4 separate regions of the Homo sapiens genome follow, and all the other regions are linked to region 1. Evidence: chromatin loops called from intact Hi-C (ENCODE). Cell type or tissue: heart left ventricle. All regions are shown on one strand. Region 1 overlaps COL23A1 (collagen type XXIII alpha 1 chain). Region 2 overlaps COL23A1 (collagen type XXIII alpha 1 chain). Region 3 overlaps COL23A1 (collagen type XXIII alpha 1 chain). Region 4 overlaps COL23A1 (collagen type XXIII alpha 1 chain).

Region 1 (5,000 bases):
TCTGAAACACTTAAAATTCAAAAATGCTTATTTATTTTCTGGAAAGAATAGAAAGAAATCCTTAATTTACTTGCATCTTACCTAGCCTGAAGTAAAAACGGTGCTTGTAGCTTAAGGGTATGCAGCTCTCAAGATAACTGGAATCTTTGGAGCAAAAAAGCCCATCCGTGCTGCTGAAGTTCAGATGCACTTAAAAAAATAGTTCCCTTTGTGTCGCTGCGCGGTGAGGCGTGAAATTGCACCTAACCATCTGCTGACGTGGCCTTTGCACATTCCAGCCCTTGCAACCTTTGGGTAAGGTACATGGTGCCAGCCTTCAGCTGGTTCTGCTTTGCTAATTATTCCAAATAAAGAGCAAACGCCGCCTTCCTGTTTCTCTCCTCCTCGTTCCGCAGTCATCTGCTGTCCGTAAATTTTCACCAAGTTTCACACCAGTTTCCATTTTGGCTCCAGCTCTGAAGACGGAACCATGGGGACATTTGTTAATGAAAAATCTGGGAAATTTGATGTGGGAAACGTTCTTTTGCTACAGGCATCTAATTGTTGAGAGGATCTGACTCGTAATTTGTAGTTAAATTTGTTAAATCCCGGAAGGTTTTGATTTTTTTGTTTTTGTTGTTTCAGTAATGCAGAGTCAAAATTAAGTTAAAAAATTGTTCTACCTTTGTATTTGGCCTGGTCGTGCATTTTCATCAGCTGTTATGGATGGAGGATACTGAATAGCACAACAATAGTAATTTGGGGATTACTCAATGGGGGTGATTTATAGAAACTCGAAGCTCTTAACATAATGTTTTGTTAAAAATGCTTCCTCTTGTTGTGCCTGATTTAATACAGATTCTTCTCTTTTGTTCTTTATTCCTTTAAATGACTGAAGTAAGTTAAATGCATACAGGTTTATCTTAGCCTCAAATGCAAAGATAAAAGGAATCAATATGAAAAGCACCCTATAAGTTACATCAGTGACAGAAGAATGTTGAATTTTCATTACTGACCAGAGTAAATGCCTCAGCTGCTTTTGTTTAAAAGCTGTGTTGGGGATTGGGCCTGATTGCTGGGTGGGGGGGAACCTCTTGGAGACTCCATGTCATCTGTGAAATGACAGTAATAAAACCAGAGTTAAATTATGTGGAAATGTTTACCATGCATGGCACAGAGGAAATGTTGAGTAGATGGCTACTTATATCACAAGCCCCTCCTCCCATCCTTCCAAAATGCTTAATAAGCTCCTACTATGAGCCAGCAGCTGTGCTGGGTGCCAAGAACACAGTGCTGTGCAAACTCACCAACTCAAAACCAATTTGCAGTGCACCGTCTGATTGCCTGGGCAGGAACTTTCGCGGCAGCTCCTTGAAGTACCACAACTCATCCGCCTCTTCCCTGACATTTCCTTCTGTTCTTGAACTTGTGTAGAATTCATTGTCTGTGTTCTCCAATTTGCACCCCTATATTTTCCTCCAACATGCCATTGCTGTCTTGAACCCCTGTTATTTCGAATAGGATAAAAAACCCTACCAGTGTCCTCAATATGTACGGAGAACATGTTGTGTGCTTGCCAAGACTTCATTTTATCCTCTCACAAACTCCCTGTTAGGTGAATATGGTTCTCTACCTTGTATTACAGGTGAGGAGACTGAGGCAAATTGCCCAAGGCCGTGAGCCAGCAGGAGCTTCTGTTTGTAAGGACTGTTGCATGCTGGCTACTCCGGTCTCTCCAAGTAGACAAATCATTTAAAATACCCTCAAAGCATTCCCACAGTTATCTAAGCTATTAAAAAATGGTTTGTACTTTCAGAGGGCATTGCCTGCTCACCATGATGCCGAATAGGCCCTCCTTGGGTGGACTCTCCCTGTGGCTAACCAGGCCCAGCGACTGCTAGAGCCCAGTTTGAGAAAGCTAGAGGCACTGGGGATGGCAGGTCCCTTGGCCTGACTCTACTCAGCTCCTCTTCCAGGCCTGTGGGTGATGGGCCTGTCTTTGCCGCGGCTGCCCCTTGTGGTGGAAACAGCCATTACAGCTAGGAGAGGTCACCAGGACATGGCCAGGCTGGACTCGTGGCGGTGGCCAGCCTGGGCACACACTGATGCTCCTGTGGAGAGTCCTTGTGGCCACAAGGTTGGGAGAAGTGACTTGTTCTTGAGGGGCGAAGCAGCACGAGGAATTCGGCTCCTGGGCTGCAGCCAGTTCCCATCTCTGCACAATTTCGTGGAAGTCCCCTGGTCCTGCTGCCAAAAATGTAAAGTGGCTTGTTTCTGTTCCCCAACCTGCCTTAGAGGGCAGCTCTCTTAAAGGGCTGCCATCCGACTTTCCCATGGGAGTTTATGCTATTTATTTCTTTACGTTTAAAAAAAATGGGGGCATGAGCTGAGACCCCCACAACTTGAATGTTATAGAATAGGGGAAGGGGCAATCTTGGGTGTCTCTCTTCCCTCCCGCACTGACTGAAGACCACAGGGCAGCATGGTCTGGGGCTTGTTTTTTTATTTTTGTCCATATATCCTAGCAACATACGGCTGGTAAGACCTTTTATAAAATGTGGAGGCCAAAAAATGTCCATGCATGCCAGGGGAACAGGCATAAGATAAGAAAAGCAGGGCAAAGGGATTCCGTGGATTTTCACTGGAAGCAAAAGGCAGCCAGCTAGGGTGGGATACTTGTCAGACTGCATGGAAAGCATCTGGGAAGCCGAGGCTGCTCAACAGTGGGAACCTGAAAGCTGTTTTCCCGTCTAGAAGAGGAGAGAGCCACACCAGGATTTGGACATCTTTTACTATTTCGCCCTCTCACAGAAGCTCTTCTGAGAGCCCAGATGATGTTTCCCAGTTTGGATGAACAGGTTATTAGGATTATTTTCTCCACTTGACAGAGCTTTCCTTACAGATCCCAGCAGCCCACCTGGCACTGCCCTGTCTCGGTGGCTAGACGGCTGGTCCATCCTACTGGGATGGGCAGTGCCATGCTCATCTTTGCCAAGGGCTTTTTTCTTTGTGGTTATTTTCCCCTTGGGGTAAAGAACTGTGGGTGCCATCTGTCTGTGCCTGGGGAAGGTGCTTCTGTAGTAGGTCTGCTGTGAATTGTTTAGTTGATAAAATCTGGGGGTTCTGCATGGCAAATCCTCTGAGTTCTTGGCTGTTCAGGAGACTGTTGGAAGTGATTAGGAAAAGCAGAAATAAACACACTATGAACATCACAGCTGGGCTTTCCCTAACAAATCCCAGGTTCGATGCTTTTAAAAATCTATTTCTATAATTATAAACTAAGGCATACACATAATAGAAAACAGAAAATATAAAGAAGGAGATTTTAAAAACACCCATTATACCACCATAAAGAGATAACAGTTGTTATTAACATCGTATTGAATTTTCTTCTTTTGGCTTCAAAATTGTATGTGTGCGTATAACAAGACAGAACACTCTCTATTAGTTTTGTAGCTTTTTTCCATCCTGGCCATATCATGAACATTTCTCCATGTCATTAAATTGTTTAGGGAAAAAAATCTTATTTGAAATGTCTTCTAACCCTTTTTATATTAATTTTTTGAGACAGCATCTTGCTTTGTCACCCAGGCTGTAATGCAGTGACACAATCTCAGCTCACTGCAACCTCCAACTCCTGGGTTCAAGCGATTCTCCTGCCTCAGCCTCCCAAGTAGCTGGGATTATAGGTGCACGCCACCACGCCCGACTAAGTTTTGTATTTTTAGTAGAAATGAGGTTTCACCACGTTGTCCAGGCTGGTCTCAAACTCCTGACCTCAGGTGATCCACCTGCCTTGGCCTCCCAAAGTGCTGAGATTACAGGTGTGAGCCACTGCCCCCGGGCCCCCTTTTTATTATGGAAAAATTTCAAACACTGTACGAAAGTAGAATGATGTGAGCCCCACATACCAGTCACCTGGTTTCTGCAATTACTAAATCACAATTCTTCTTGTTTCATATGTAAACATCTTGTTTCCCACCTATTAGCCACCTGGGTAATTTGGAAGCAAATTATAGACATGTTTATTGTTTTGGCAAATATTTAGTATAAATATTTAAAAGTCAAAGGCATTTTAAAAAATCACCAAAATACCATTTATTACACGTAAACAAATTAAAAATTAACAAATATTTAATTTCCAATAGCAATCCAGTTGATGTGCAAGTTCCCCAACTGTTTCATGATTCTTTGGTGGTTTGAATCAGGATCCAGTCAAGGTTCCCATATTGTGATTGGTTCTTGAGTCTGCGAAGTCTGATTTAGCCCACAGGTTTTGCCTCCTTCCCTTTAATTTTTTCTTACAATTTATTTGTTGAGAAAACTCAGTCCCTTGTCCTGGAGTTTCCCACCACCTGGATTTTGATGATTGTCTTCCTGTGGTGTCATTTAATAGATTCCTCTGCCCCTGTATTTCCTGTAAACTGGTGGGTAGATCTGCAGGCTGCATGAGCTTCAGGTTTGGTTTTGGGGGTAAGAATATTAAGTGGTGGGGTGCACGCCCCACAGGAGGCACAGAATGAAGGTGTTCCTTTTTGTGACGTTCACTGCTGTTGATCATGCTTGCCCAGATCCATTCTATAAGGATTTGTAAAATAATGGTATTTTGATCCTTTTACTCTTCTTCGTTGTTTTGTTTATTTTTTGTTTGTTTGTTTGTTTGTTTTGTTTCTTGTGTTTTTTTTTTTGGAGACAGAGTCTTGCTGTGTTGCCCAGGCTGGAGTGCAGTGATGCAATCTCAGCTCACTGCAACCTCCACCTCCTGGGTTCAAGTGATTCTCATGACTCAGCCTCCTGAGTAGCTGGAATTATAGGCGTGCACCACCATGCCCAGCTGATTTTTATAGTTTTAGTCAAGACGGAGTTTCACTATGTTGGCCAGGCCAGTCTCGAACTCCTGACCTCAAGTGATCCACCCGGCCTCCCAAAGTACTGGGATTACAGGCATGAGCCACCGTGCCCGGCTCTGTTACTCTTCTTTCTTTATTATCTGGAATACTTCTACAAAGAGAACTGCACCC
Region 2 (5,000 bases), 66 kb before region 1:
GTGACAGAAACTTAACTCTGAGTGGCATGACAAAATAAAGCAAAAAAATGAATTTTGTTTGTTTGATTTTGGTTTATGTAACTAGAAAGGCCACGGGTAGATTTCTCACTTCAGGCATCACTGGGTGCCAGGACTGAAGGGAGATTCCTCCCTGCACCTCAGTGTTACACAGTTGCACTTGGGGCCCCAAGAAACCAGGCGTCTGATGGTCACGCCACGTGCAGTTCCCTCCCACACTGACTCTGGGCTTCACGCCACGTGCAGTTCCCTCCCACACTGACTCTGGGCTTCACTGTGATTTGTCTGGGCCAACTGGACACTAGCAAGTGTGATACAAGTAGAGGCTGGAGGAGCCGCTTGCTCATTATGGTTGTCCTCTTGCAACACATCCTCACGGAATCCAGCCACCCAGACGTAAAGAAGCCCAGGGCTAGACTGTCGGCTGAAGAGACGCCACATGGAGAGAGTCCTTGGACGACAAGGCCATATCAGACATTCCAGACATCTTAGATAACTCCCTAAGGAGAACAGCCGCGAGGGACCTCAGCCGTAGCTCTGCGGAGCAGAACCGCCCAGCCCTGCGAGGCCATAGAATCCTGAGAAACAATACATTGATGCTTTAGGCCACTGAATTTTGGGTCATGTTGTTTTGAGGTGATAGGTAACTGATACACCGTCTCTAAGCAGTGGCAAGACAGCTGCCAAGAACTCTGGGATCAGAAATCCCAGTGGACACAAAACACCTCTTCCCTTCATTTCGGGAGAAGTGCAAGCATTGAGGGATGGACTCACTTGTTTTATTGAGATGGAGTTTCACTCTTGTTGCCCAGGCTGGAGTGCAATGGCGCGATCTCAGCGCGTCGGAACCTCCGCCTCCTGGGTTCAGGCAATTCTCCTGCCTCAACCTCCCGAGTATCTGGGATTACAGGCACGTGCCACTATGCCCTGCTAATTTTGTATTTTTAGTAGAGATGGGGTTTCTCCATGTTGGTCAGGCTGGTCTCAAACTCTGACCTTGTGACCCACCCGCCTCGGCCTCCCAAAGTGCTGGGATTACAGGCGTGAGCCACTGCGCCCGGCCTTGACTCACATTTAATGAGTGCAAGTCACTTGCTCATCTTGGAACTCATCACTGTGGCCAGGGAGTGAAGACCAGCCCAGAGATGTGTGCCCATCCCTGAAGCGAGTGGGGAGTGGGGTCAGTCCCACTGAAACCTGTGACCTGGGATGAGGGAAGGCAGGGAGAAAAATGAGGCTGTCATTAGCAGAAAAGGGGGCAGCGGAGACAGCAGAAACCACCACAGGTCTCCCCTGTAGGGAGTGTGTGAGATGGTGAAAGGGTGAATGAGTGATCGTGAGTGGGCTTAGGTGAGGAAGAGCTTTAATGAGGGCTAATATTTAAGCCAGGACTTGTCACAGGTGAGGGGCAAGGGTTTCCAGGAGGTGAGCAAGCTGAGGGGTAGAACAGGTGGCAGGAGGCCAGAGGCGGGGACTGGGGCAGTCCCAGTGCCCAGGGAGCAGGAACCGCATCTGAGGTGCACAGATGTCACAGCCAAAAGCCCCGGTATTTGCCAAAATGCCAAATGTGTTCTAGGCCTTCCCCTTGAATGTGAAATTCGGTTTTATTTTAAGAAAAGTGTCCAGGTGTTTCTGATTCATGTACACTTAAGTCATCCTTTTGTGTGTGTGAATGTGGGGAGCTATTTCATGCCAAGAAATCCTGGAAAGGTTTTATCTTGGCATTTTCCATTTCGGGCTGTATCTGAGGAACAAGACGCTGCATTTGCCTGGGGCCAAGCCCATCAGGCTTCCGCCAGGTTTCCAGTATCCAGGCTGCAGGGAGCCTGGCAGGGGCGTGGGCAGGGGCGTCTGAGTGGCAGCTTGTAGTGGAAGGCAGTGGGGTCCCCGGGAGCACACACAGCATGCACTCAGGGCTGACTGAGGTTGTGCCCCACTGGGGATGTGCAGTTGTCTCCAGGTCTTGGCAGAGGCCACCCCTCCCCTGGCCCCTCGTTGGTAACCGAGTCATGAGGACAGTTTGTACGTGGTGCTGTGCCCAGGCAAGCTTGGGACACACCATCCACCCGGGCCAGCCGCTTCCTGGAAATAGAACCTGAGCAGGAGACGTTCTCTTAGAAGGCTGCGGGGTGCCTGGAGGCCCCTTGGAGCTGGCAGAGCCCCAGGGAAGAGAGATGAGGGGGTCAACCGCTGATCTCAGGACAGACAGATGGAAAAGGCCAAGGCTCTTCACATAGAAAGTCAGGAGGCTGCAGGGACGGTGTGGAAACATCTAGACCCCGGCTCCTTCACCCCAGCACAGAAGGGAGAGCTCTCAGGGCGAGGGTGAGTGTCAGTCAGCTCAGACCAGCCCCAGGTCCAGCACTTTTGCTGCCAGCATGCCTGGTGCTGTCCCCCACTCTCCTCACCGAGGGCCCCCCGCCTTGCTGCCTCCCTGAGCCCTGCTTGTCCACACCCATCTGGGCTCCACTTCTGGGGTCCAACTTCCCCCTTTTTTGACTTGGATTTGACCCCCTTCAACACCAAGTGCCCTGCAAGATGTGGCTTGGCTTCCGGACTCAGCTTCCCCCTCCCCGTCCTGGCTGTAATTGGCCTGGGCCCTCTCCTGCCTACCACGGCACCCTGGGGTGCTAGGACAAAGGAGGCCGTCTTTTTGGAAGGCAGCGGTTTGAATGAGTAAGGATAGGAACAGTTTCATACGGCAGTTAATGGAATAAACAGGAGTGCAGGAGCGTGCGATGGACTCATTCTTTCACCCTTACAGCTGCCATTTATGGAGCCCCATGTCTGGATAGCAGAGGAGTGAGGCTGAGGGAACACTGGGGGCTGTAGTCTGAGTTTGAATCCACATTCGGGGCTCAGGTCCTTTGTGGCTTGCCTGAACCCCCTCTATCCTTGGCCCAGCAGTGGAAACACCCCATTGTAGACTCGCTAGCCCCTCTCTTCCCCCAAGAAGCTCCACGGCAGCATCAGACTCTTTTTATTGCAGATGACAGAAACATGACTCAAACTGGCTTCAGCCAGTTCAAAGAGAATTTACTGGGCTCTGGAGTTTACTGGTTTCAGGAGCCGCAGATGCCCTCCTGGTGGGCTTGCTCGCCTCTGGGTTCTGCAGTCCTGTGTGTTGGCCTCATTCTCAGGCAAACACTTCCCCACCAGGCCCATGTCCTTCTCGCTCAGCATGCCAGCAGAGTCCCATAGAGGACGTTCCCTGGTCCAGCCACAGCTACATGTCCCGTGAGCCTGTCACTGTAACTGAGAGGGTGTGGGGCTTTGCTTGGCCCCCCAGGTCAGGGGATAGAGTCAGCTCCCTGCAAACCCACATGGGCTGATCCAGGCAAAGGGGCAGTTCCCGGGGCAGCCAGAAGGGTACTACTGGAAGTATGGGAAGGATTTTGGAAAGGCAAAACCCACAGGAGTCGACCCCAGGGCCTACTCTCTCCCACATGCCTTTCCTGCTCATTCCCTGGCCCTCTGCCCTCTCTCCTTCAGGAAGCCCTCTTGGGTTACTGCAGCCCTTGTGCTTTCTTCCTTCCCAGCACTCCGAGGACACTCGCCTCCGCTGGGCCTGCCTGTGCAGTGCTGACTACCTCAAGCTGTTACCATCTTCAAGTTTGTATGAGTTTGCTTTCCCTCTAGAGGTATATGGAGGTCTTGAGGTCAGGCCTGTGTTCCTAAGGCAGCTGATGAGGTGTAAAGAGTTTTGGGCTCTTCTCCAGTGCTTCTGGCCTAGGCCGTGCTTTGCCTGTGGATACATTTTACCTGATCTTCATTTTTCATGTTAATGAAGTTTTTCCTATGAGCCTTGGACACATTATCTTTTTCCATTTTGCACTGAGTGTTTTAGATAAAGCCTTCGGGTCCTGGGGTCTGCGCGCTGTGTCGCCATTTCTTACCAGCCATGTGAGCTTAGCCTTCGGGTCCTGGGGTCTGCGCGCTGTGTCGCCATTTCTTACCAGCCATGTGAGCTTAGCCTTCGGGTCCCGGGGTCTGCGCGCTGTGTCGCCATTTCTTACCAGCCATGTGAGCTTAGCCTTCGGGTCCCGGGGTCTGCGCGCTGTGTCGCCATTTCTTACCAGCCATGTGAGCTTAGCCTTCGGGTCCCGGGGTCTGCGCGCTGTGTCGCCATTTCTTACCAGCCATGTGAGCTTAGCCTTCGGGTCCTGGGGTCTGCGCGCTGTGTCGCCATTTCTTACCAGCCATGTGAGCTTAGCCTTCGGGTCCCGGGGTCTGCGCGCTGTGTCGCCATTTCTTACCAGCCATGTGAGCTTAGCCTTCGGGTCCTGGGGTCTGCGCGCTGTGTCGCCATTTCTTACCAGCCATGTGAGCTTAGCCTTCGGGTCCTGGGGTCTGCGCGCTGTGTCGCCATTTCTTACCAGCCATGTGAGCTTAGCCTTCGGGTCCCGGGGTCTGCGCGCTGTGTCGCCATTTCTTACCAGCCATGTGAGCTTAGCCTTCGGGTCCTGGGGTCTGCGCGCTGTGTCGCCATTTCTTACCAGCCATGTGAGCTTAGCCTTCGGGTCCTGGGGTCTGCGCGCTGTGTCGCCATTTCTTACCAGCCATGTGAGCTTAGCCGAGTTATTTAACCTCTTGTTGCCCTAGTTTCTTTCTTCATCTTAAAATGAAAACACGTAGCATAAAGAGTTACGCAGTTTAGGTGGGTGGTGCGTGTGTAAATGGAGTCCCGCAGAGTGCTGGGCTCCCAGACAGCTGTTGAATGAATGAATGACTGCATTGCTGCGTGAGTGAGTGAGCGAGTGTGTGAGTGAGTGAGTGATCTGTGGGTCTGTTGTGGAGCCACATGGCCTGTTAGGGCTCTAGACAGGGGCCCTTATGAAAAAAGAAGGCCCTGCTTCAGGGGCATAGGAGGCGTCAGGCAGGCAGCAGGGCAAGAGCCAGCCCTGCCTCGGGTCAGCGTGGCCTGGAAGTTGGCCAGGTCTGCAGGAGAATGGGCAGGTGTGGCCAGGTGGTCCATGGGGGAG
Region 3 (5,000 bases), 180 kb after region 1:
CCTCATTCATACCTCCGTGTCATAGCCGTTATTAGAAATTAGGAAGAATTTCTAAATCTTCCCCTGGTAATGAAATGTCCAGTTCTGTATCACTGTGCAGGGTGTCCCTGCAGAGGAGCAGCTGAACGGAGCAGGGCATGCTCAGCCTGGGCAATATGGCAAAACCCCATCTTTTTTTTTTTTTTTTGGAGACAGTGTCTTGCTCTGTCGCCCAGGCTGGAGTGCAGTGGCATGATCTCGGCTCACTGTAACCTTCGCCTCCTGGGTTCAAGTGATTCTCGTGCCTCAGCCTCCCAAGTAGCTAGGATTACAGGTACGCACCACCACGCCTGGCTGATTTTTTTGTGTTTTTAATAGACACAGGGTTTTGCCATGTTGCACAGGCTGGTCTCAAACTCCTGAGCTCAGGCAATCTGACCACCTCGGCCTCCCAAAGTGCTAGGATTACAGGCATGAGCTGCCAATCCTGGCCGAATCCCCGTCTGTTTTAAAAAATAAAATTTTAAATCAATCAATTAATTATTAAAAAGTAGAAAAGGCCTCCTTGGCTACAGGGCAGAAACTGGAGGAAGGGGTGCGGGTAGGAGGCGGTTGCACTAATTTGCTGGTGAAGCCTGAATGACTAACAGAAACGAGGGCTGGCAGGCGTCACAGGTCAGCTCTGAGCACACCCAAAACCACACGCACGGCACCTCCTGGGCCCCGGAGCGCCGTGCCCAAGCCCCTCTGGAGTCGAGGGAGCGGTGACTGCACTTCATCTCCGGCCTCAGTCCTGGGAGCAGCGACAGCCGGGGCCCCAGGGGACTGCGAGAGCTCTGGGCTGAAATGTGGTCTGTGAGACGGGGCCTCGGCCTGGGACCAATTTTGAAATGAAGGACTCGGATGGACGGTTTGGAATTAATCAAGTGAACAAGAAAGGCCCATGGAGCACCGCACGTTCACACGCTCTCTTGCACTCTTGTAGTTCAAAAACAGCTTTGATTATAAAAATGTAATCAGTTAAACGATTTATCTGAAATATCCCAAATTCATCTGTTTTTAGATTTCAACATCCTCCATCTCATTTCCGTCTGACCCCTACAGTGCCACCCCACAATCCCCAGATTCTAGTGAAGCTGAGACCGGATGAAAGCCGACTCCGGAGTCCCTGATAATGGCACGCAGACTGGAACCTCAGGGAGATGCAACCAGGGCCACCATGCTGGCCGTTCTCCCCAGGGCCCTAAGTCTCTTGAGTCCAGCCTCTTGTCTTGGTCCAGCACTGTGTCCCCAGTGTCCCCGTGAGTGTCCCATGTGGGGCAGCCCATTCACAGGAGGCGGCCACCCCAGGTCAGTGGGGCCCGAGCTGCTGCTCCGCCCTCGGCTCCCAGATGCCTCCTGTATCTGCTGCAGTTTTTTGCATCCTCCTGGCAGCAGCCCAGGTACCTCCTGTCCACACCTAGCTCTGGGAGGAGACTTAGCAGGGACAGCAGTGTAGGGGGCCCAGCAGAGGGGGTTGGTCCTGCGCTTTGCTGTTTTGCCTGTGATATGTTTGCAGCGTGGTCACTGGCTGGAACCGCCTCCCACTTCCCCAGGCAACAGACCAGCCCCACAGCATCCTCGCCCCATCACATGGAAGAACATGTTCACAGACCTGCACAAAGTCACCGAGCCAAGCCCAGGTCTTCGAAGCAAATAGACTAAAGAGAAAGCAGTGATTTTGGTATGAAGCTGCCCCCGACCAGGACCCAGGGCTGGCACGATGTCCAGCCCATGCAGTGGAGACAGAATGGGCCCAGGGGTCTATAGTCCATGTGGCCTCAGGCACGTCCCTGGCCCCGCCAAGCCTCGGCCCCTTCAGCTATTGGGGGAACCAAGGAGATGACGCAGGAGAGCTTCAGAGTTGGGCACACGGACTGGGTTCAGGGACCGTTCCCACTGCTCTGTCCATTACCAATGCCAGCCAGGGAAGCCTGTGAGGCTGAAGGCGCCCCTTTTGGGCCTGCATCCTCAATGGCCAGCGTCCTGGCTGATCGCCCAGGCTGTGGCCCGAGGGCGGGAGTCCAGCGCAAGAGTCCGCCAGGGCTGGAGGCAGCCTTCGGCAGGTCAAGCGCGCCCTCTAGTGTTCCCTGGCCGGGCACGAGAGCCAGCAGGATGGACGTTCATTCAGAGAATCGTTCCCTTCACCGTTGTTGATCCATTCAGCGGGTATTTACTGTGTTCTCGTTATGTACGAGGCGCTTCGGCATTTGGGATACGGTAGCAGGAAACACATCCAGGGGTCCCTCCCCACTTGGAGCCTGTGGTTGAGTGGCAGACAGAACAAAAAACTCCCACAAATTCCAGCTTCACTATGCCTCGTGGCCAGGGCTAGGAGGCGGGGCTCCCGTTACCCAGACCTGGCCTGGTGGGGGTCAGGGGCACCGCCTTGAGGAAGGGAGGTGTGAGTCGAAGTCAGAAGGTGAAGAGGATGCTGATAAGTGGGGAGTTTCAGGGGGAACATCCAGAGAGGGTGCACCCAAGATGGGCCGGGATGGTAAGGGCGTAGGGGGAGGTGAGAAGCCTGTGTCCCTGGAGCACCCAGCCTTGAGGAATTGGCCATCTCTTGTCCACTCTGGAGTTCCACCCCGGGTGGCTGGACAAAGGGGCCCACAGCCCCACCCACCCAAGCTGAGAGCCCTCCCTGGGCTGGAACCTGAGGCCTCGTCTTCCCAGCCACGTGGAGGTTCTGGGCACAATTGAACCAGGCGCTGCAAGGTGGAGGGTCTAGCCTGAGAAGGACCAGGCTTAAACAAAATCTTTGCAAACCCCTCAGTCTGCCCGGGGAGCAGTGAGTTCCACATCACCAGGGGTGTGCGAGCCAAGGCTGCACATCCTCCGGTCAGGAAGGGCATCTGTGGTGGGCACTGGAGCCATGTGGCTGGTCACTGTGGGAGGAGAGGTGGCAGGAAGACAGAGCAGTGAGTCCATAAGTGAGAAACTGGCGGGGGCGGGAGCTGAAGAAGGCTCCTCAGAAGAGGTGACACGTGAGTCTGGAAGGAGGCGCTCAGGAGGAAGAGGTTGTCCTTGAATGCCAGGCCAGGGGTACAGCTTTGCCCTGAGGGCAGTGGGTGAGGGTGTGCCAGGTGCTACAGCAGCCAGAGGAGGGGCAGTCAGCAGGCAGGGCACAGGGCTCGAGCAAAGCTTTGGGCTGGTGTCCTGGCCTCTCCGAGCTCCAGATCTTCATCTGTGAAATGGGGATGATGAGGCTTCTGCCTGGCCGGTCTGTGGTCAGGGCCAGTGACATCTAGATAGGGAGGGAAGGGCCCACATTGCTTCAGCTCCACTCTGTTCCCTGGCTTCATTTACCCCAGGGCTGGCCCAGCGCGTCACAGCTGCTCTCATTAACCCACCCTTCCCCTGCTGCCTGCTGTGAGCCCAGATCCAGGGAGCCATTCCATCCGCAACACACTCAGTTTGCAGAGGAGGAAACGCGCTCCAGGGAAATTCAGCAGCTCACTCCCAGGTCTACGGGGCAGGACCTCATCATCAGGATGTACCCTGCTCCTTCACTGTGCAGGAAGGATGGGTATGTGGGGCAGGAGGTAGGGGGCCTGGCGGAGGCTGGCCCAGGAGGGTGGGAGGACTGGAGAGATGGACCTGAGCTAGAATTGCAGGCTCACGGGCTCACTGACGCTTGCAGCCGCCGGCAAGTGAGAAAATAGATGAGGCTGGTTGGGCGCAGGAGAGCAGAGAAAACGGCAGGGCCTGGGGTGAATCGGGGCACCCGCCCCATCGGGGTGCAGTTCCGCACATGCAGTCATCACTACCACATCTTCCAACATTTCCAGAGAAGCTGGAAATCCAAATTCTATAAAAATCCTTTGCATTTTTAAGGGTTTCAACCAGTTCTTTACCAGTGGGTGACAATTGTCTGTGGAAACCAAGGAGGGCCCACCCCACAGCCTAGGGGGCAGCTCTCAGGGAGGCTGGGAAACCAACCATGCCCCAAGGGTGGGGCAGGAGGGCAGAGCTTGGCCTGGGCATGGTCCAGGGGCCACAGGGCGAGGCAGAGTGACTGCAGCTTCAGTGTGTGCTGCGAGCTGTCCTGGTCACGCTGTCTCCCTCTAGACTGCCTCGTGGAGTTTGGCCACGCTGTGGCGGTCACCCTTCTGTGAAGGTCACACTTCCCGTCAGCTGCTGCTCCCTACTCTGGATTTCCACCCCATCCACGGCTGGCACCAAAATGAGCTGATGGTGTGTTCCCCCAGACTTCCTTCCACCAGAACAGCCCTCTGTGCCTGAGCTGGTGACCTGGGCAGCTCAGTCAGACACATCCCGGCCCGCCGGTCCCATCCTCCATCCTCCCTCACCCCACGGGGGTCAAGCTCTTTCCTCTCTGCCACCTTAATGAGGAACAGTATTTTCTGATACCTGACAGGGTAATCATGTCTCTCCCCACCAGTCATGGGCAAATGTGTCATTTCAGCAGGTATTTTTGGGATCGGTTCAAAGGCACAGTGCTGTAAACACCACCTCTGCTAGCCATGATGTGTGACATGGACATACATGTAATTACTTCCAGCACACTCAGGCATCACCGAGCAGGTCCTCTCCCCAAAATAGAAGCCAGCCGGTTTCACAGCCTCACAGCATCATAGAGCTGAAAGGGCCCTGGGAGACTTTCTAGGCCAAGGGTTACAAATCAGATGCCCTGCAGAGCTGGCGAGTCACCTCGCCATGGGCAGCAGGCTAGGCGTGAGACCACAGGGAAGGGTGGAGCCTGTGGACCAGGGTCTGCGAGATCTCCCGGCTTTTCAAGAAAAGCCCAAACTCTGGACGTTTATGTAAAAGGTTGCAATTTTTAAATGTGACTAATTCATTTGGTTTGGGGTTCTTTGTTTTTTTGTTTGTTTGAGACAAAGTCTCGCTCTGTCACCCAGGCCGGAGTGTAGTGGTGCCATCATAGCTCACTGCAGCCTCAACCTCCACGGTTTAAGCAATCCTCCTGCCTCAGCCTCCTGAGTAGCGGGAGCTACAGG
Region 4 (5,000 bases), 91 kb before region 1:
CTTGGCAGACTTTACTGGCACGTTCTTCTAGGACGTGGGTATGAAGATGCTGGCGATGCTGGAGTGAGAGAAACAGAAAAGGAAAGTGTGTGGCCGTGAACCCTCATCAGCCACCCACGTGCCCAGAAGGCCTCGAGCAGAGCTGGGCTTCTGCCCGTCACGCTGTTTGCACTTGTTACTAACCAGGCTCAAACTGCCTGGACATTGTCAGGAACATTCCAGAATGGTATCATCCTTTTCGTTTTCTTTTTGTGTCTTTTTGGATCCTTGCAGAATATTGCAGAGACATTGTGCTTGGTTTCCAAGGATGGGCACTGTACTTGCAATGTCGGGTGATTTTCCAGAAATGAATAATAATCCAGAGTTTAATGCAAGTCAGAAATCCTCTGCTCCATCAAAACATTTGGCAGTTTGCGTAGAGGAGTGAAACTCCACTTAGGACCGTAGAAAGCACAATGTGGAAGTTATACAGAACCTGATACATTTCGTTGATAGTTTATGGAAAATGTCACAGAGCGGAACAGAAGTGGTAAAAGTTGCTCATATTCAGCCTGTTTACTGCCTTACTGCCTTTGTTGGCTGGAAAAGAGCCTAGCGAAGGGCACACGCTGTCTTGGGACTTTTTTTTTTTTTTTTTTTAAGATAGGATCTCACTCTGTCGGCCAGGCAGAAGTGCAGTGGTGCAGTCACGGTTCACTGCAACCTTGAACTCCTGAGCTCAAGTGATCCTCCTGCCTCAGCCGGGATAATAGCTGGGACCACAGGCGTGTGCCACCATGGCTAATTAAAAAAAATTTTCCTGGCCAGGCGCAGTGGCTCACGCCTGTAATCCCAGCACTTTGGGAGGCCAAGGCGGGGGGATCACAAGGTCAGAAGATCAAGACCATCCTGGCCAACATGGTGAAATCCTCTACTAAAAATACAAAAATTAGCCAGGTGTGGTGGCACGCGCCTGTAGTCCCAGCTACTCAGGAGACTGAGGCAGGAGAATCACTTGAACCCGGGAGGTAGAGGTTGCAGTGAGCCAAGATCGCACCACTGCACCCCAGCCTGGCGACAGAGTGAGACTCTGTCTGAAAAAAATTTTTTTTTTTTTTTTTTTAATTTTTTTTGGTGAGTTAGGAGCTCACTTTTTTGCCCAGGCAGGTCTCGAACTCCTGCTTTCAAAAGATCCCCTCCCAAAGTGCTGGGATTACAGGGGTGAGCCACCTTGCCCAGCCTCTCATAGGATTTCAATGCAAGAAATTGTTACCCTTTTTGGGATTATTTTTTATAGAATTTTTTAAAATGATACACGTATATATTTATAAGCATTAAATCTCAGTCGACTTGAGTTTATGGCAAAATTGAGTGGCCTATAAGGCAGCTACCTTGGTATGTCAGACTCTGCCAAGTGAAAGGAGGTCATTTGTGTGTCTGATTTTTTGGGGGGCACGAGAATACTCTGGAGGCTGGTTGCCATTCCCTCGCTTCACTATGCATAGGTATTTGTTCATTCATTCATTCATTCATTCGTCTCTCCTACCCTATTTTGTGCTGGTCCTGGGGGAGCTATTGACTAAGATTCTTAGAGGCAATTGCAGACCCAGTTGTTAGAGGAAGGCAGGAGAGGTACAAGACCCATAACAGATGCGGAGAATAGGATGAGCCCTGAGGAAACACCAGTCCTACAGAAATTACAAGGAGAGATCACTTCGGGTCAGGAGGATCTGGGTTGGAGGAGGGTCCTTCCTGGGGAAGATGATAATTGGGCAAGGTTTTGAAGACTGGTTGTCAGGTTAGCCACCTGGGATGGGGGATGCATTCTGAGAGACTGACATCCTGAGTGGAGGCAGAGGGGAGCTCCGAGCACCGGTGGGAACTCTTGTTTGCTTGGAAGGTGGCAGTGGGAGGGGAGGGTGAGTCCAGGGTCTGGAGAGATTGAGGCTTTATTCCATGGGACACAGTTGATGGTGTCTGAGTGGAATTTAGCTTTAAGACGAGGGCTCTGGAAACAGCATGAAGGACAGACTAGATCATACTTGGTTCCAACAGAGGGGCCCCTGAGGGGGTGCTCAGGGCAGGAGACAGCTTGCCTGGTTCACTGCAGCATCCCCTAAATCCAGCACGGTGCCAGGCACGGGGAGGAGGGTTGATAACGCCCTGTCGAATGGCCATGAGAATTGATAGCCGGGAACAGCTGTGAGAGGCACTGGGTCATGTGGTGGACAGAACTCACAAACTGGGTGGGTGGGCACAGGAGAAGACAGAGAAGCCTGAAGCAGCATGCCTTTGGGGAGGGGAAGCTGCGCAGAAACAGGAAATCCCCAAAGAGGGATCAATTTGGAAGAGAAGATGGTAAGCATGGTTTTGGGCAGTGGACCTTAAGAACCAATTTGTAAGACCCACTGATGAAAGGAAAAAAATAATTAGAAGTCTTCTCTTAAAGCATAGTTTAACCACCTGAGTCTATCAATTATAAAATGTGTCATGTCCTATAAATAAAGATCTTGAAGTTTCTGTGCTGACCATTGGAATCTGGAGATGTTCTTGTGACCACTAGATGGAGCCCATTATACTCATTAAATTCTATAGAAATTGAACAGGAATGTAAAAGAAAAATAATTTATATATATTTAAATATATAAATATAAAATATATTAATATAATATATAACATATAATATATTAATATATATTTTAAAATTACTAGAAAGCACACAAAAGTTCAAACCAAGAGCAGTGACACACAAAGTTAACCACCTGCTCTGGTGTTTCTCTCCAAAAATGGAAGACCCTCAGAATTTTCCAGATGGTTCCAGAATCAAGCGGTTTGCTGTTGGTTTGGGGAGATGATGAAGATTCTGTGAAAGGTAGACTATCTGTTAGAAAACAGATTTCTAGAACATTTGCCACTGACCCAGTACTTACAGAGCACCATCAGGTTTAATTGTAGTGGAGAATCCCTGAAACTCTGGGAAGACAAGACCAGAGCTGTCTTGACCCCAGCTTGGCCAACTCCGTGCCAACTATTGAGTGACAGGTGCAGCCTTTTACTCTGTGGGGTGTCATTATCACACGCCCCCCTATGCCAGGAGCTCACCCACATGCTGTAGCGGCCTTTCCTGGGGGACAGGTTCAGTGCAGTAATACTATCTGGCTTCTTACCTGACTTCTTATGCCGGGGTATATTCCACATGGATTGAAGATCTAAATGTAAAAAATACAACCATGGCTGGCTAGACAAAAATACGATACATCACTTTTTAAAATTACGCAGTAGAAACAGATTTTATAAGCCTGGCACTGAAGTCAGAAACCATAAAGCCGTGCTTCTCAACTGGGACTGTTTTGCCCCCAGGAGGTCACATGGCAGTATTTGGAGACATTTGTAGTTGATCATACTTTGTGGGTGCTACTGGCATATGGACTAGGTAGAGGCAGGGGTGCTGTTGAGTGTCCTACAAAGCCCAGGACAGCCACCACCACAAAGAACTATCCGGTCCCAAATGTTAGTAGTGCCCAGGTTGAAAAACCTTGCCATAGAAGAAAACATTTCCTTGAACATTTTAAGCTTAAAAGGTTAAATTTTCTGTATAGACAGAAAAATCTTCTTTAGTTTACATATTTGGGCAAAAACTAAGTGAAGTTATGTGAACTCAGATCAGCTCTCACAGATAAAACAACTTGCTAGGTTTCCTAGTTTCCTGGGAGTAGAGCACTTCAGATTCCAGAAATGATATATTTGCACATTATGGTAATTTGCTAGAAGCAAGAATGGAGTCTCATGGAGGTATCTGATCATTCTTTTGCCCAACCAGATCCTTTCTTTACTTAATATTAAAAAATAATTTTAATTTTCATTACAGAATGTTTCAAATATATAAAAAAGTACAGAGAAGAATATAATACTGATGTCCGTTTCATCTAGATTTAATGAATAACATCATTTTCTCATGTTTGTTATTTTGTTGTTAAAGAAATTGTTTTTGTTTTTGTTTTTGTTTTGTTTTTTGAGACAGGATTCTGCTCTTGTTGTCCAGGCTGGAGTGCAATGGTGCAATCTCGGCTCACTGCAACCTCTGCCTCCCGGATTCAAGCGATTCTCCTGCCTCAGCTTCTCACGTAGCTGGGATTACAGGAGCACACCACCACGCCTGGCTAATTTTTTGTATTTAGTAGAGACAGGGTTTCACCATATTTGTCAGGCTGGTCTCAAACTCCTGACCTCAGGTGATCTGCCCACCTCAGCCTCCCAAAGTGATGGGATTACAGGCATGAGCCATCGTGCCTGGCCAAGAAATGAAATGTTTTAGACAGAGCCAAGGTACCAGTTCCTCTCCCATTCCCCTATTCTCTGCCAGGCAACAAATGTCTTGAGTTGGTAGCTATACTTTTTCTGCATGTTTTCTGTATATTATATTTTATTAAATATGTGTACCATGGCAATATATTTTATTGTCCTACTACTTGTTATTTGTGTGTCTTTTCATCTGTTTTATCCCTTCATTTTTTTTTTCAAGAAGTATTTGTATGGGTCCGGGCATGGTGGCTCATGCCTGTAATCCCAGCACTTTGGGAGGCCGAGGCGGGTGGATAACCTGAGGTCAGGAGTTCGAGACCAGCCTGACCAACATGGTGAAACCCCGTCTCTACTAAAAATACAAAAATTAGCCGGGTGTGGTGGCATGCGCCTGTTATCCCAGCTCCTCGGGGCTGAGGCAGGAGAATTGCTTGAACCTGGGAAGCGGAGGTTGCAGTGAGCCGAGATCGTGCCATTGCACTCCAGCCTGGGCAACAGAGCGAGACTCCATCTCAAAAAAAAAGAAGTATTTGTATGGATGCTTGCAGGTCTAGTCATTTCCTGTGACTGTCGTTTCTACAATGGAGCACTGCAGCATGCCATCGCAGTGTATGAACATACTACTATTCATCTCGTCTGCTGCTGATAGACATTTATTTTTATTTAAGTTTTTGTTGTTTTTGCTATTAAAAAGCCTTGATGGACATTTTTAAAAATTC

The links. Peaks named below come from ENCODE experiments on the same cell type or tissue, not always from the same donor. Only the 100,000 strongest peaks of a DNase experiment are listed, where the experiment ranks them.
Region 2: it touches region 1 in a loop (10-fold over the local background); 5 of 110 quality-filtered maps call a loop at or near these places.
Region 3: it touches region 1 in a loop (3-fold over the local background); 25 of 110 quality-filtered maps call a loop at or near these places.
Region 4: a loop joins it to region 1, with 4 times the contacts of the local background. A loop is called at or near these places in 46 of 110 quality-filtered maps.

The regions. Positions count from the first base shown.
Region 1 is chr5:178,458,305-178,463,304 of GRCh38, reverse strand. The region is part of intron 2 of COL23A1 (collagen type XXIII alpha 1 chain); the gene reads left to right. LOC124901148 (a long non-coding RNA gene) reads left to right here. Exons shown (of 2, transcript XR_007059080.1): 1 at 1-5,000. Among named protein-coding and RNA genes, the nearest start is that of COL23A1, 130 kb to the left of the region's middle. In heart left ventricle, CTCF peaks have their summits at 1,793 and 2,001 (motif pointing left); a DNase peak (open chromatin) is centred at 1,994; H3K27ac peaks cover 2,001 bases.
Region 2 is chr5:178,524,613-178,529,612 of GRCh38, reverse strand. The region is part of intron 2 of COL23A1 (collagen type XXIII alpha 1 chain); the gene reads left to right. Among named protein-coding and RNA genes, the nearest start is that of COL23A1, 63 kb to the left of the region's middle. RefSeq lists enhancers at 2,486-3,234, 3,611-4,810. In heart left ventricle, no CTCF peak of the experiment used is centred here; a DNase peak (open chromatin) is centred at 2,052; H3K27ac peaks cover 2,093 bases.
Region 3 is chr5:178,277,240-178,282,239 of GRCh38, reverse strand. All of the region lies in intron 5 of COL23A1 (collagen type XXIII alpha 1 chain), which reads left to right. Among named protein-coding and RNA genes, the nearest start is that of PHYKPL, 47 kb to the right of the region's middle. In heart left ventricle, a CTCF peak has its summit at 2,093 (motif pointing left); DNase peaks (open chromatin) are centred at 779 and 2,059.
Region 4 is chr5:178,548,809-178,553,808 of GRCh38, reverse strand. The region is part of intron 2 of COL23A1 (collagen type XXIII alpha 1 chain); the gene reads left to right. Among named protein-coding and RNA genes, the nearest start is that of COL23A1, 39 kb to the left of the region's middle. In heart left ventricle, a CTCF peak has its summit at 2,527 (motif pointing right); no DNase peak of the experiment used is centred here.